3 separate regions of the Mus musculus genome follow, and all the other regions are linked to region 2. The links are chromatin contacts, found by Hi-C or POLR2A ChIA-PET in ENCODE. All regions are on one chromosome and are shown on one strand. Each heading gives the region's core, a stretch centred on a gene start or an enhancer-like site at or near the end of the contact. The rest is flanking DNA. Distances are from core to core; before and after follow the strand shown.

Region 1 (4,427 bases), core at 51-2,550, 460 kb after region 2:
CCTTGAGGTCCCCCCTCCCCCCCCAGGGCTTTCTGGATGGCAGAGGGTTGACCTCATGTCTCTTCTGTTTCCTGACTCTCTGGGTCAGCAGGGGCAGAGTAGAGAGCCAGGAGCGGACTTAGGGCTCCTGCAGCATCTTCCTTCTACCTGGCTCCTGCCTCCTCCTGCCTGCCCCGTCAGCCTGGATCCTGAAGGTCAGATTCTGTACCTCCTGCCCCGGCCCCTGAGTCCTCTCACATCATATCCTGTTGTCTTCAAGGGCCTCCTGCTTCTCTCAGGTCTCTGCAGCTGCCTTTCTAGAACATTCTCATCAGTCATGCTTGCGGCTTGCTTCTGCCTCTCTGTCCTTCCGGCCGCTTGTGTGACTGTGGCCTCCCCACCCAGACCTTCCTGATAGTCCTGCCTCACCCCCACTCAGCTTGTTACTCTCAGGCCCCTGTCTTCAGCCAGGGCAGGTCCAGCATCTGAGACCTGAAACCTCGGGTGTTTCCCTAGGATCTGCGAGTCCTCAGCCTCAGAGATACCAAAGCAGCAGGAGACGTTGGTCACCAGCCTGTCTCATACTCTGCCTCAGGCACACCTGACATCTTACACACTTCACTATAGAGTGAAGGGCCAGGTGTGATGTGTCTGTGTCCCACCCTGCTTCTTCAGATGGCTACACCTCTCACAGAGGTGAAGGGACCTGAGGAGCCACAGGTTGGCCATGAAGATAATTCTGTTCCTTCATCTCTGGGGCCTCTGAGGGAGAAGCTACAAGAGGAGATGTTCACCTGATCCTCTAGTTCTTCCTTCTTACCTAGACAATTCCAGTGCAGGCTCATCTTATCTCTAGGCATGGACAGTAAGTGGAAGGGCAGAAATCCCTAAGTCTGCCCTGAGATGATGAGACTTGTGTTAGTAGACGAAGTTAAAGCTGGACAGACAGGAGCAAGCGCCAAGGCTGAGGTTCCCCTTTCCCTCCTGTGAGGATGGGCAATGAGACCTACACAGTGGGAGAGGCTTTGATAAAGTCTTCGGTGATGGAAGAGACCAATTTTGGGGTGGGAGTGGAGGAACTGCAGGCTCCTCTTCCTGGGACCGGCATGCAATGTGACTTTAGCCAAGCCTTCTCTGGACTTCCTGCTCGTACAAGCACGGTTGTGGTTGCAACTGAGGTGGTCTCAAACTCAAGGCCTCAGAAGTTCTCTTCCCATCAATGCAGCCCCACACTTGCCCAGCAAAGGGTTAAGCTCTTGGCGCCAGCTCCGCAGAGTAACCCCCCCTCCTTTTCACAAACACTTGTAGGAAATCAGGCTGGGCGCTTCCTGCAAGGAGGAGGAGGCAAGGCAAGGCCTCAGCTGCAGGGGCGGGGAGAAGTGGGGAGGGATGCTTGTCTGTGAGCTGAGGCCGTTCTGGCTGGCAGAGCAGTCTGGAGGCGTTCCAGGCTGCTGTGGAGGCAGGGGGCTCCCCAGGTTTGAAACAAAGACCTTGTGGGCAGCTCCCCTGAGCCCAGGCCGGCAGGATGGTGGTGTAGTACTAGTGAGGTAAGGAGCTGAGCCAGGAGGAGGGCCAGAGGGAAGGCCGCCTTCCCTCTGGATGGGCCAGTCATAGACTCTGGACAACCCTGGCAGGCAGCCCAGCCCAGCCAGGAAATCACAGCTACGCAGCTGCTGCCACTCCTGTCCAGTTCTGGGAGTCCGGCCCCCACGAAAGAGTGGACCCCAAGATGCTAGTTTCCAGTTCCAGATCCAATTTGGTTCCCTTGGTGAACTTGGACCCGTGTTGGTCCCTCTCTGTCCCCCGGGGTGGGCTCATCTCAAGGCCAGTTAGTGCTTGGGTTACTGAGGGTCTCGAGATGTTCGGAAGTGAGGAACAGGCCAGGAGATGACACCCTCCTACCCAAATAAGGGCAGGGACAAAGTGGGGGCCAGGAAGCCAGCTTAGAGCTACAGTAGGACAAGATGAGAGTCAGTAATAGCCTGGCCCCTTGTTAGTTCCTCCCAGGCTCTTTGGGTGAGCCAAGGGACAGTCCGGGGACATCCGTCATGGGTATCTCCACTTGCCGCAGGCCAAAGGCCACTCCTGTGAACAGGTCTATGCCCTGCCACGGATCCAAACTTGCTTTGGAGCCCCACAGCCCAGCCCTTCAAAAGGGTCCAGCAGCTTGGTAAGGAGGTCTTTCCCCTGCCATCCTCCTGCCTCCTATACATCTCCTGGCCTTGGTTTAATAGTCACAGTGTTCTAAACTTCCTGGTTGTTCTCATTAGGTGGGTGCCTCTGTTTCCTCATCGGGATGAGGTTAAGGTGGGGATGTCCTGGCTCTCTCTAGCTGGGTAGCATGGAGATTCTGAATGCCAGGGCTGCTGAAGGTTGAAGCTTCAGTGGGGGAGGATCATCCTGGACACACACGCACACGCACGCACACACACACACACACACACACACACACACACACACACACACACACATGCACGCACGCACGCGCGCGCTCGAGAGAGAGAGAGCTGTATGAAGCAGTGTGTGGGGAACAGGGCATTGCCTAGCTAGTTGCTAAATAGAATCCCTGGAGGGTGTGACAACATGGAGATCAGTTCTGTACAGGTGTTAGGTGATAAGAAGCAAGGACATAGAGAAAGCAGTGTTTGGTGTTTTTTTGGGGAGGGTGGGGTGCAGTTTCTCTGGGGGCAGGTGGGGACCTTTAGCTCAATGGCCCAACCATTAGCAGGACCTAGTTATAGAGGGGCTGGCCCTCCTGGGTCAGGACATCATAATTCGAATCCCCAGCTTCCACTGCTACCCTGACGGCTGTCCAGACTTCCCTGCCTGCCTGTGGCACTCAGGGGCCAGGCCCTGAGCCATCCTTGAAGTTCAGCTTGTATTTTCAGACCTCTGTGTTTTTGTCTGTGCTGTTCCTCTGTCCCGATTCCCCTTCCTCTTTCTCCCCTAGATGTGCTTGGTCTGTTAAAGCTGTCACCAAACTTCCTTCTTCAGTGGTTTTTCTGGATTGCGTCCTCCACGGAGGGTGGGATCTTGGCAAGCATGTGTGTTTCTGTATCCTAGGGGCTGAGAACCTCCAAGTTCATTTGGTGCGTCTCTGAGGGTCAGGGTGCTCACCAGACAGAGGGATGGGTGCAGCAGGAACAGGCCTAGGTGACCACCATTCCCCTTTACAGAGAGGAGCAGTCAGCCAGCCACATGCCTCGAGTGGCTGGAACATACAGGGCTGGCTGGGATCTGCTTGCCTGGTGCTCAGCCTGCTGCTCTATTGCAACTTCATCTCTGCCTGAGGTTGGTACCTATTTGACACTGATGTGTGTTTGTTGATTGACTACCTGACTTGGCCAGTTCCAGGCTCCATGACACTGAGGGCTGTGACTTGCACAGAAGAGTAAGGTCTTTCTCAGGTAAAGCTCACAAGTCGAGGCACTTGAGAAATGGGTGCAAAACTGTAACCACTGACTGTTGCTGCCAGGGATGTGTGGGCTCTCCGGAGAACGGTGAGATTTTTGTGGCTGAGTCATTGCAGCAAACTGGCCGTTCCTCTTTCTGCACGTAGGGGCCTCTGCGATGGTGCAGGCTGCTCTGCGGTGGGCTAGGGGAAAGAAAAAAATGACATTTCAAAAGTCAGAAAACCACATGCTGCAGCCCTGCCTCAGCAGAGATGTCAGGAGGTGTGGTTGCACCCCCCTCTACCTGCCCTCGCCTCCGCACTGGGCTGAAGCTGGAGAGGCTCTGTTGAGGTCCTTGCTTAAAGGAAGAGTCTGAAGACTTGACCTGGGGCCTCTGAGCCAGGATCCCACAGACATCAACCGAGTGCACACAAGGTCGGGATCCCCCATCACCATGGATTTGAAGTAGGGGTGCAGGTCCTGTACGGGAACGAGGGGCCTTGAACTTAGATTTACAGTATTTTGTGGGGATCGGGGCAGTACATGGGTGCCACTGCACACACCAGAGGCCAGAAGACAACCTGGAGTGTGAGTCTCAGTTGCCAACTTGTTTTAGGCAGCCCCTCCCTCCCTCACGGCTTGTGTATGCTAGGTTGGCTGACAACATCCTGTCTGGTGTCCATCTCCTTGCAGGAGCGTGCTGGAGTTACACATGCTTGCACGCAGCTTTTATGTGAGTTCTGGAGACTCGAACTCAGGTCATTAGGGTTGTGAGGCCAGCATTTTACCTGCCGAGCCATCCCTCCAGACCCAACTTAAGAACTTTTCCATTCATCCTTTAAAAAAAATTACATTTAATCATTGTAGTGTGTTTGTGCATGTGTTACGTATGTACATATGTAGAATGTCGTGGCCCATTTGAGAGTCAGTTCTTTCCTATCATGTGGGGCCCAGGGATCGAACTCAGTTCCTCAGGCTTGGCGGCAAGGGCCTTTAGCTGCTGAACCATCTCACCAGCCCTCTCTTGCTTCATTTTAAAATTCTTTTCCTAATAAT
Region 2 (4,645 bases), core at 774-3,273:
AACCACAAAAGAAGTGAAGTTGGGCCCACAAACTGTTAGTGACTGATCTGAAAATCTCAACTGTTCAGAAGGTTCTAAGAACAAAGGGTGATTTTCCCCCTTGTCAGCCCTCCCTCCTAGGACAATGTACAATATGCAAAACTGTAAGTATAAGACAAACATTTTTTTCCACTGCCTCCTCAGCCCCATGGGCCTTCAGGAAGACCTGAACTTTAAACGAAGCCTTTTTATTTTTCAACACCCACAGCTTCCATTCAGCAATCAGAAGTTTTCCACTTCGATCAAAGGGGCTAAACAGAGAGGGCCAAGGGAGCAGCCGGTTCTCAGCAGCTCTGGGCAGATTGCCACCCACTCCCTGTCCGTACCTACCAAAGGACAAGGCTTTCTCCCCAAATCAAACAAGTGTACCCCCCCAAAACACTAACTTGCCTTGCCCTATCTAAACCAGCAGGACAAGTGGCTAAGGACAAATCTGTCTTCCAAACCCCAGGCTCAGTTTCCTTGACAACCAGATGGAGACACTGCCCTCGAAGAAGATACTCACCAGTTCATTCCTCACTACCTATCCCTCCTCTGTGGTTTTTCATTTTATAAACTCACCAAAAAGGGCCTCTAGACCATCTCCTAAGTCTAAGCTGCCTTGCAGAATGCTCAAAGAGAGATCTACACAGATCCAGAAAGCTAAATAATCTGAGCTGGGCTTTGGATCCGGCATTTCTTTGGGGCTTCTGACATGTCCTGTGACCTGCAGAGGTAGTGTATAGTCAAAAGAGAAGGTGCTGTCTACCTCAAGGGAAATAGCAAGTGAGGTTTCAGAAGGCCACATCTGGAGGCAGCTCTGAAGCTTTTAGAGAATATTCTGAAAGAAAGGTCATTCATAGCAACAGATACGATCCAGCTCTGTGTCCCAGAAATCTATTTATTATATGAAATTCCAGACATGGCCCAGAGGGCAACTTGGGCTGTTTAACAGGAATTGTTCAACAACAGCTGCCAAGTCCATTCCCATTCAGGAAGCCCTCTTACATCATCCTGTTTGATCTTCCCCATGACTGCAAAGCAGACTGGGGTGAAAGCAGGGGCTGCGTTGACTTATTCAAGGAGCAATGCTGAGAAGAGGAAAGGCTAAGATGCAACCTGAGGTTTTCAGCCTGTAAGGAAAGGGTCCGGCAGGCTTTTGGAGCCAGGCTGGTTTGCATATACCACCAAGTTTTACCATTAGATTAACACTGGTAGATTTGATTAAGAATGCTTTTATGCTGGGTCTCAGTTCTCTATGCTGTGAAGAAGAAATACTACTTGCCTCTGAGGCTGGTGACGAGTGTGAAGTCAGCCTCTAAGCCAAGTTCCCAAGACTGTACCTGAGCCAGAATGTTCAATTCTAGTAACCTCTGTCCACAAACTCATCACAAACACCTGGAACACTATTTGCACCCCCATACAACCCACAGACACTTCACACACTCGTTCCACAGCACTGAGCCTCCCCTTCCTGACCCCCTCACTAATTTCTTCCCCTAGTATGAACTTTAGGGCAAGCCAGTTTCATCGGCAAATTTAACAGCCCTGGAGAGCACCCTGCAAGAGATAGAGGAGCTTTGGTTCAACAGCAAATTATTTCCAAATTCCTCTTCTCTCACCATGTCTTTGAAACTATCCTCAAATATCCTACTGCCACAACCTTGTCTCCAGGTAGGTAAATGCCCAAACAGTGGGCTCTTCTTTCCCAGAAATGGGTATGTTTCCAGTTTAGAGCATGCTGTAATTGTTGGACAACCCCAACAGTCATTGTGCTGCTGACAAAGGACTGCCATCTCCAGGGACCCAGCAAAGAGACTAATCTGGAAGCTTCCTGGGCCACCAGCATGGATCATGCAGTGTGCAGGGTCCCCGCGGCAAGGCGTTCTGTGGCTGAGCCTAAAGGAAACAGAAGTGGTTGGTGTACACTCACGCGGAACTGTCTCCTTCCTACCACCCGCTGACATCAACCATCGTCTATCTCGCTACAATTTCTCTGCACTCAGATTAATCCCAGGCGATGAAAAATGAACCTCTCCCCCACCCTTGCAGCCACCCTTCGCCTCACGCCCCCAGAGAAGAGTTTCTCCATCCGGCAACTGGTGAAGGCTTTTTTCCAAGTCACATGATCCAGGATGCAGGGGAAAATCCTTCTTGGAACAGAGCTGGGTACAGAACCGAATCAGATGAGGAGAGATAAGGTGTGATGTGGGACAGACTATATAAAGCATGGAGCCAGGGCTGCAACAAGCAGGCAGCTGTGGGGCTCCTTCCCCTGACCCAGCCATGCAGGTGCAGCCCGGCTCGGTAGCCAGCCCCTGGAGAAGCACGAGGCCCTGGAGAAGCACAAGTCGCAGCTACTTCTACCTCAGCACCACCGCACTGGTGTGCCTTGTTGTGGCAGTGGCGATCATTCTGGTACTGGTAGTCCAGAAAAAGGTGAGTAAACATCTTTTTTCTGCTTTTCTTTCCTCATTTATAATGTGTGTCCTCTAGAGGAACAGCTCTGGGAAGCTAATGAATAGTTTAACTAGGAGCAAAAAAAAAAAAAAAAAAAAAAAAAAATTTAAAAAGTGAAAATAAGTAAAACTATGCATATATAGAGAGAGATTATATCAGAGAAAAGGGGAAAAACTAGAAATGAACTTTCTGCACTCAGTGGGAATTTTTTAAAAGAAATAGAACTGGACATGAGCTCAAAAATTTCCAGATGTACTGGAGCCAACAGAAGAGCTGCTGACCTTGAGAAGTTAAGATTGAAGCCCAGATGGGTCACAGCCTCACAGTATGGAGGGAGGAAGCATAGGGAGCCCTGATGGCGAGTGCGCATGTGGGTATCACCTCTGTAAGGCGCTCATCCTAATTCTAAGGTTATGTCCTCAATCCGTGCTCCCAGGACTTCTGAGGCCTCTCTTTTGCCGAGAGTCTGTTGTTGCTATTGTTTGTTTGTTTGTTGTGGTTGTTTTCTTGCTTGCTTGCTTGTTTTTAGTGAGGAGCTACTTTTTAAAGACTGTGATATTTGAGAGAGAGAGAGAGAGAGAGAGAGAGAGAGAGAGAGGGAGAGAGAGAGGGAGAGGGAGAGAGAGAGAGAGAGAGAGAGAGAGAGAGAGAGAGAGAGAGAGAGAGGCCAAGTCTTCCCAGAGCTCTGCTATTTCAATGTTAAAACCCACAAAAGAAATCGAAAGCTTCCTCACAAGCCACTGGCTTTGAAGAGTTCAGGGTGTTGAAAAGTAGCAGTGTTTTTGTCACCTGTACCCTCTGAGATGCACACATAATGTGCAGGGCCACACCATCTTGGGAAATTTCGTTTGTTTGAAATGGGGGTAGGGGGAGAAAGTCAAACCGTAGCTTAGAAAAGTATCCTTGAGAGAGAACTCTTACACACTGTCTGGAAAGGACTGCGTGGTCAGCTCACATGACTCACAGGCTTGGGGTGAGATCCAGGCATGGTGATTTGGATACTGTATGAATACCACTGGTGCAACACCCTGCCCAAGTGTGAACTCACCTAATTTATAATTCTTCCAAGTTGCCTTGGACCACAGACTCTGCAGCATACTAGTTGCTGAAAGCTAGGGCCTTACAAGTATCAGCAAGTATGGATATTGAAATAAAGCTTTAAAGCTCCTTCCTCCTTGGCAGTGTAAGAAGGGAGTTATTCACACTTGGCCTGCAGAGCTGATGGGACACATCAGTTCATGGATCGTTTGCATCAGGCCAAGAAGGACTCGCAGACAAACCTCTGGGCACTTTCTCTTCTCTCCACATTCTCTACTTTCTGTCACTCTGATTTTCCATACACCAGATGTATATTGTTTTGCAGTAATGGCCAGGCAAGAGAGATTAGAGTAGCCTGAAGACATTTGTCATTCAGAGGACACAGGCAGAACTGCTGGGTGTGGGGAAGAAGCCAAGGTGGGGAAGGCTGATGGTGGCACTGTGCAGAAGCAGCTCCCATCCACTGTTGAAATGATTCCTCCTGTGAAATCTGCACAGGCTTCTGCCCTGTTTCTGCAGAGGCACAAAATGAAGCACAGACAGGGGACAGGGCTTACAGTCAAGCACCCTGAGCAAGTGGTACAGTAGGGGCTGCTTAGTGGCTCTTGGTTGCTCTGTGAGAATGCTGTTCCCTTTGCTTGCCCTGATGGTGGCAGAAACATTCTCATTCTTCTCTCAGAGATTTTTCCTCTTGTGTCTGTTGATCTGACTTACCTCCGTGCCTGGGTATAGAACGGTGCACAGTCTGTGTGTAAGCTCTAGTATGCTGTGATTTTTTTTTACGTGTCAGATACTTGCTCACAAGCTAGGGCTTTCCATTTTAATGGCTATGCTATTAAGAATCTAACGCTTTTCGCATATCGTTTCTAGTACATTATCAGGCATTAACTGTGGCAAGAACTGGGGAAAAATGAGTCCCCTGGGCCTGGGTTATTAAGAGTACATCCCATAGGAAGGCAGATGGGGACTGTTACAAACAGGTGAACTTAGCAACTGGAGAGACTCAGTAGGAATCTGTCAAAGAACCCAATGAAAAGATCCAAAGAGCTCAGACTCGCATTCTAGTATTAAATATGGAATGGGCAATGAACACATGGTGTCCTCCTTGTACCACAGGGACTGTGTGGGG
Region 3 (4,865 bases), core at 1,812-4,311, 300 kb after region 2:
ATAGGAATCAAAATCACGGGAAGGCCATGGGGAACAGATATCACACTCCATGTGTATTAGCTCTTTAAATCCTTCAAGGCCAGCACTCTAGAGGCAGAGGCAGATCTATCACCAGCCTGGTCAACATAGTGAGCTCCAGGCAAGCCAGGGCTACACAGTGAGACCCTGTCTCAAAGACAAAACAAAACACTCTCAGTCCAGCCTCATGACATATGCTGAGAGTCCCAGCTCTGAGGAGTGCACGAGGCAGGGCAACTGGATCAAACATTTAATGCCAGCCTATGATACACAGTGAGCTGCAGACAGGTGTAAGCTACCAGGTAAACCCCGCCTCCTAAAAAGAAAGATAGTTTCTCCTGGTCACAGGAGAAAGCAGTTACAGACAGCCGCTTTCACTGAAGCAAGGGTTTGCTCGCTGGGGCTTCCAGGTGGTCAGAGGTTTCCAGCAGGGAAACCTTGGCAGTTAAACGCTCTACTGAGAAGGAGAGCAAGCCCTGGCTTTGCAGTTAGCTCTGCAGGGTCCCGGAGGCGTGGCCAGTGCTGCCAGCATCCACCTTTAGCCATTATCATCAGTCAAAGTGGGAATGCTCCTTATGGGGGCTCCTTTGCTGACCTCCTGAGTCACCAATCTGCTACCACCTGTGACACGTGTCCCAAGAAAGATCATGTCCTATTAAATGCCACGAAGAGCACACCAGTCCTGAGAAAAATCCTCTAGATCATTCATGTGCTACCAAGGGAGGTTGACACTGGGGAAGGCAGGAAGCATACAGATGACACACACCTACTTGAATCCAAACTGGCCCCCAAGCCCCACTGCCCGCTGACCTTCAGGGAGGAACTGAACCTTCTGGCTTCTTCACTGTTTCTCTCCAGATTTCAACAGGCACAGCTGCACAAGGCTGGGATGCTCTGCAAAATGAAAATGGGGGGAGGGGACTCCTGTTGAGAACAGAAGGATCTGCGGTCAGGGGGATGGATCCGAGGGTAAAAAGCACTTGCTGCCCAAGCCTGGTTCCCCAAGTTCTACCCCAAGGTGCCCCTATAAAAAGCCAGATGAAGAGGCAGGAGCGTCTACAATGGCAGTGTTCCCCTTACTCTGCCCACAGCCCAGATTCCGTTCTCTCCTCAACATGGGTTTCCTGTTCCGTGGTCAAGACATACTCTCTCCAAAGCTGAGTGGCTATCAGCCAAAGAGTCGGGAGAAGGATTTTAGTGACTCCAGGGTCTCAGCCCTCAGCACCCACGCTTGGGCTGGCTTCCTTTCCAGCTAATTCATGGAATCATCTTCGAGTGGGTCAGAAGAAACCACAATTCCTAGGCAGTGATATAGAAACCAAGTCCAGTCAGCCTGAGTCTCCTTGCGGCTCATGCTCAGTCCAACTCACAACAGCGGTCTCAAACAAAGGAGTACTTACCAGCCTATCTTAGTGCGCCTGCTCTTTCTATAGACCCAAGAGGCACAATGGCCACAAGGTTGCGCCCCTCTGCTGCCTCTGAGCAACTGCTAGGTAGGCCACAAGGCAGACCCAACCCTGACATCTGTACTCCTGGCCGAGGACTCAGGCCCTCTCGGTGAAGCCTCCCAACACTGGAGTGTTGAAAAGGCTGGGAGGAGCTGACACAGACTGGAGTTGCTCAAGCCCGGGGCTGCACAGAAGGATCCACTGGTTGCAAAATGCCACAATGAAGCATTGTGTCGGGGGCAGAAATCACAGCACCCACATCAGCCCCCTCAGCTGCCCACAGAGACCCAATCAGCAGACTCCAGTCACACACCCAAGTTTGTGTGTGTTGGCTAAAAGTAACCTGCCCAGCCCAACCACTTCCCACCTGGGTAGCCTTGAGCAAGGTAACAAGACTTCTCTCTGCCTCCATTTCCTGGAAAGGAGACAAGGACAGACACTTAGGATTGCCCTATGGGTTCCACGTCCATGAGATCCACACTTGGGAAAAGGTTGATTACTGAGAGAAGGTAGCTGTCATCAACCTATGCCACAAACATTCCCTGAGAACCTTCTAGGGCCAGCCCCTGGACTGTAAAACCAGGAGTGGAACATGGAGCGTTTGCTCAGCCCTCCCCTGCAGGGATCACCATCCACTGGGGAAAACACACTCAGAACTGCCAGAGAGATGAGGAGGAGGAAACTAGGCAGCAAAGGTGGAGGACGACAGACTCCCTGGGCTGCCTAAATGGGCTGCTTCGCCAAGGAGGAGACTGAAAGGAGCCACACAGAACTGAATGGACTCGACTCAGAGGTCAGGATGGGTCCAGGGCTCCCCGTGTACATTCTCATCCAAGTACCGAGGCTACAGGGCCATGAGGGGTCAGGCAGGACCCCAATGGCAAATGCTAACCATTTACCACCTCCTCAGCTCTGCTCCAATCTTCAGCACACAAGTAAGGGAGCCCCACACCATGGTAAGCAAAGCACAGAGGGAGCAAGTGACTGCCGACCGAGTTCCTCTGGGAACCCACATTGCAACCAGATTTTCCAGTTGCGGGCTGTGCAGACTCAAGCCCCCAAGAGGTCTCATCTCTGCACAGTGCCTGCCAGCCTCACCAACATCTGAGCGCCTAACATATCCTGAAAGGAAAGAAAGAAAAAAAAAAAATGGATTTCCTTCTTCTAACTCAGCTTCATTAATTACAATGCAAGTCCAACACATCAGAGAAGCAGCAGTCCCCCAAAAGTTTAGGGCAGAAAAACCTGGCTGGACAAGGAGTTCAAACGCCCCATTTCAATGATGAGAACATTAAGCCCCGGAAGAGAAAGCCGACTATCCAAGGTCAGGGAGCAAACCCGGAGGGAGCCAAAACAGAAAGCCGGCTCGGCGCGGCCCGGCCCGGCGTCTCCCACCGTACCTGGCCTCGGGCTTGGGCAGCAGGCTCCCCGATCTCTGCCCTCTGGCCTTGGGGTTCCTTTACCCCAGAAATCACCCGCCCTGCCCTGCAGATCCCACGCCTGACGCGTGGGGCGGGAAGAGGTCACCCGAGCCTGAGCGGAGGGACGCGCACGCAGGCCCCGCGGCCCCAACCCCCGAGCGCGGGAGCGCGGACGCGCGGGCACGCGCACGGCTCGCGCACACTCACCGCCGCGCTGCCGCCCGGGCCGCTCAGGGTCAGAGGTTCCATGCCCCTTGTACGCCGCGGCGTCCCGGCGCCGCCGCCCCCGCCGTCCCCGCGCGCCCTTTTTGGGGCGCGTCGCCCCAGCCGGTCTCCGCCGAGTCGCCCTACGGCAGGAGCGTCTCTCGGGCCGAGCCCGGAGCGTTTCATCAGCCACGCTCCCCCAGGGCGCCGGTAGGGGCCCTGCGCCCGCCACGTGCATGAGATCTGAGCTCGTCCCTGCAGTGAAGGAGCGGGGCGGGGAGGCCTGTCCCGAGTGACAAAGTCATGGGATCCGATGCATGAGGCACACTCGGGACCAGAAGTTTCTTCCAGGCTTGTTTTTAATGAAAAACGGTGTTCAGTATTGAAAGCGTCGGTGTAGTCTCCACTTTGTATCTGCGTTTTCTTTAAAAATCTTTAGTTGAGACAGTGCTGTGAAATTGTGTGAGATCTTTACGAAATAATGTGTGAGGTGTTCAAACACACACTTGCACACCCCGCTCCTTGAGATTTAAAAGGATCTGTGATGGCCTGCTTCTTTTTCCAGGTAAATCACTAGTCTTGGGTTCACCTTGGTGGGTTGTTCTGACAACAGCAGACCTGGCTAACTACATGTACTTTTCTTTGGAGTACGTGTTTATATCCTATTAGCCACCAAACATTGTCTTTCAACAAAGACGGTGGGCACTTGGTTGCTGCACCAACAGCCTGGTTTCTTTTTCAGGGGATCGATGAATGCACAGGTGGTTCCCACCCTTGCTTACAGGAAGGACTAGGGCAGTACATGCCACTGCCCTTGTCTCTACAAGTGGTCTTGTACACACAGAGAGACACAAACACATTTCTTCCTTTTAACAACTCTTGAGGACTTCCAGACCACAGGACTTACATGTGCCTGCAGGATGTTTCCAGGCAGCGAGAATGAATTGAAAACCCAAATTAGCATATCCCATGGAGGTGCCCACGGGGACAAGTGAGGATCAAGGTGGCAGGCTACTGAAAATGAACTTATCTGTGAGCAAATCAGCACTGAGTACCTGCTCTGTGCCAGCCTTGCCCTGGGCAGTAGAAAACAGTTCGTGGGAGCCTCCCATGTAGTTTGATCAACTTGCTAAACAGTAATGTAGAGGCCTGGGAACAAAAGACCCAAGGGTGCTGAGACTTCTAAATGCTGACCCGGCTATTGAAAAGGAAACAGCAACAAGCTGTGGCCTAGCCCCGCCCCACCCCCAACCCTGCCTGTGAAGCAACCCTCCTCAATGTCAGAGATGCCCTACTGCCTTCCCACCAGCCTGTCTTCACTCTCCACGGGCCAGCAGTTTTAGGTCGACACACCAGCCTCCTACAGGTACACAAACGGAACTTGGGAAGCGGCGGACAGAGCTGTACTGGTGCACTATGTAGCTGCCTGTGTGCTTGGACAGCTCTGCCCACTCATTCAGGAAAGTCAGGGACTCCTGCTGATGTGAGAGGCTGCAAGGGCGAAACGTTGAGTACTTAGTGTTCTGACTAGCAAGTGCACCCTTGCAGCAACACAAGTGTTTGCATACCTGAAATCCTGGGATAGGGGCGGGGGTGGGGGCCGGAATTCAAGGACATTACAACCAGGGAAACAGACTGCAGAGCTGACTTTAGTAGTGACTGCTTGATGGGAGTCTCGGGCATTTGTGAGGATTTCGATGTGCACTACCTGCAGCCTACACCGGATGAGTCACTGCCCTCTCTCCAAACCCCAAGCTCCATAAATAGAGCACCT

Evidence for each region. A loop is a pair of places that touch in the nucleus more often than their neighbours do. ChIA-PET counts read pairs that join two places held with the same protein, here RNA polymerase II (POLR2A).
Region 1: a loop to region 2 is called in a map of T-helper 1 cell, with 3 times the contacts of the local background. The contact joins the promoter of Akna here to the promoter of Tnfsf8 in region 2. A Hi-C loop is called at or near these places in 6 of 37 maps with a recorded cell type or tissue (CH12.LX, T-helper 1 cell, T-helper 17 cell and 3 more).
Region 3: a loop to region 2 is called in a map of v-Abl transformed pro-B cells, with 2.5 times the contacts of the local background. The contact joins the promoter of Tmem268 here to the promoter of Tnfsf8 in region 2. A Hi-C loop is called at or near these places in 1 of 37 maps with a recorded cell type or tissue (v-Abl transformed pro-B cells). POLR2A ChIA-PET finds 5 or more read pairs at or near these places in 1 of 5 experiments (embryonic stem cell).

Annotation. Positions count from the first base shown.
Region 1 is chr4:63,400,318-63,404,744 of GRCm38, reverse strand. Akna (AT-hook transcription factor) reads left to right here and starts at 1,300. Exons shown (of 22, transcript NM_001045514.3): 1 at 1,300-1,526. Gm52742 (a long non-coding RNA gene) reads right to left here. Exons shown (of 3, transcript XR_003955424.1): 3 at 2,619-3,574.
Region 2 is chr4:63,858,662-63,863,306 of GRCm38, reverse strand. It overlaps Tnfsf8 (tumor necrosis factor (ligand) superfamily, member 8), which reads left to right and starts at 2,023. Exons shown (of 4, transcript NM_009403.3): 1 at 2,023-2,457. The coding sequence starts at 2,248.
Region 3 is chr4:63,556,959-63,561,823 of GRCm38, reverse strand. It overlaps Tmem268 (transmembrane protein 268), which reads right to left and starts at 3,061. Exons shown (of 10, transcript NM_001356354.1): 1 at 2,867-3,061; 2 at 829-912.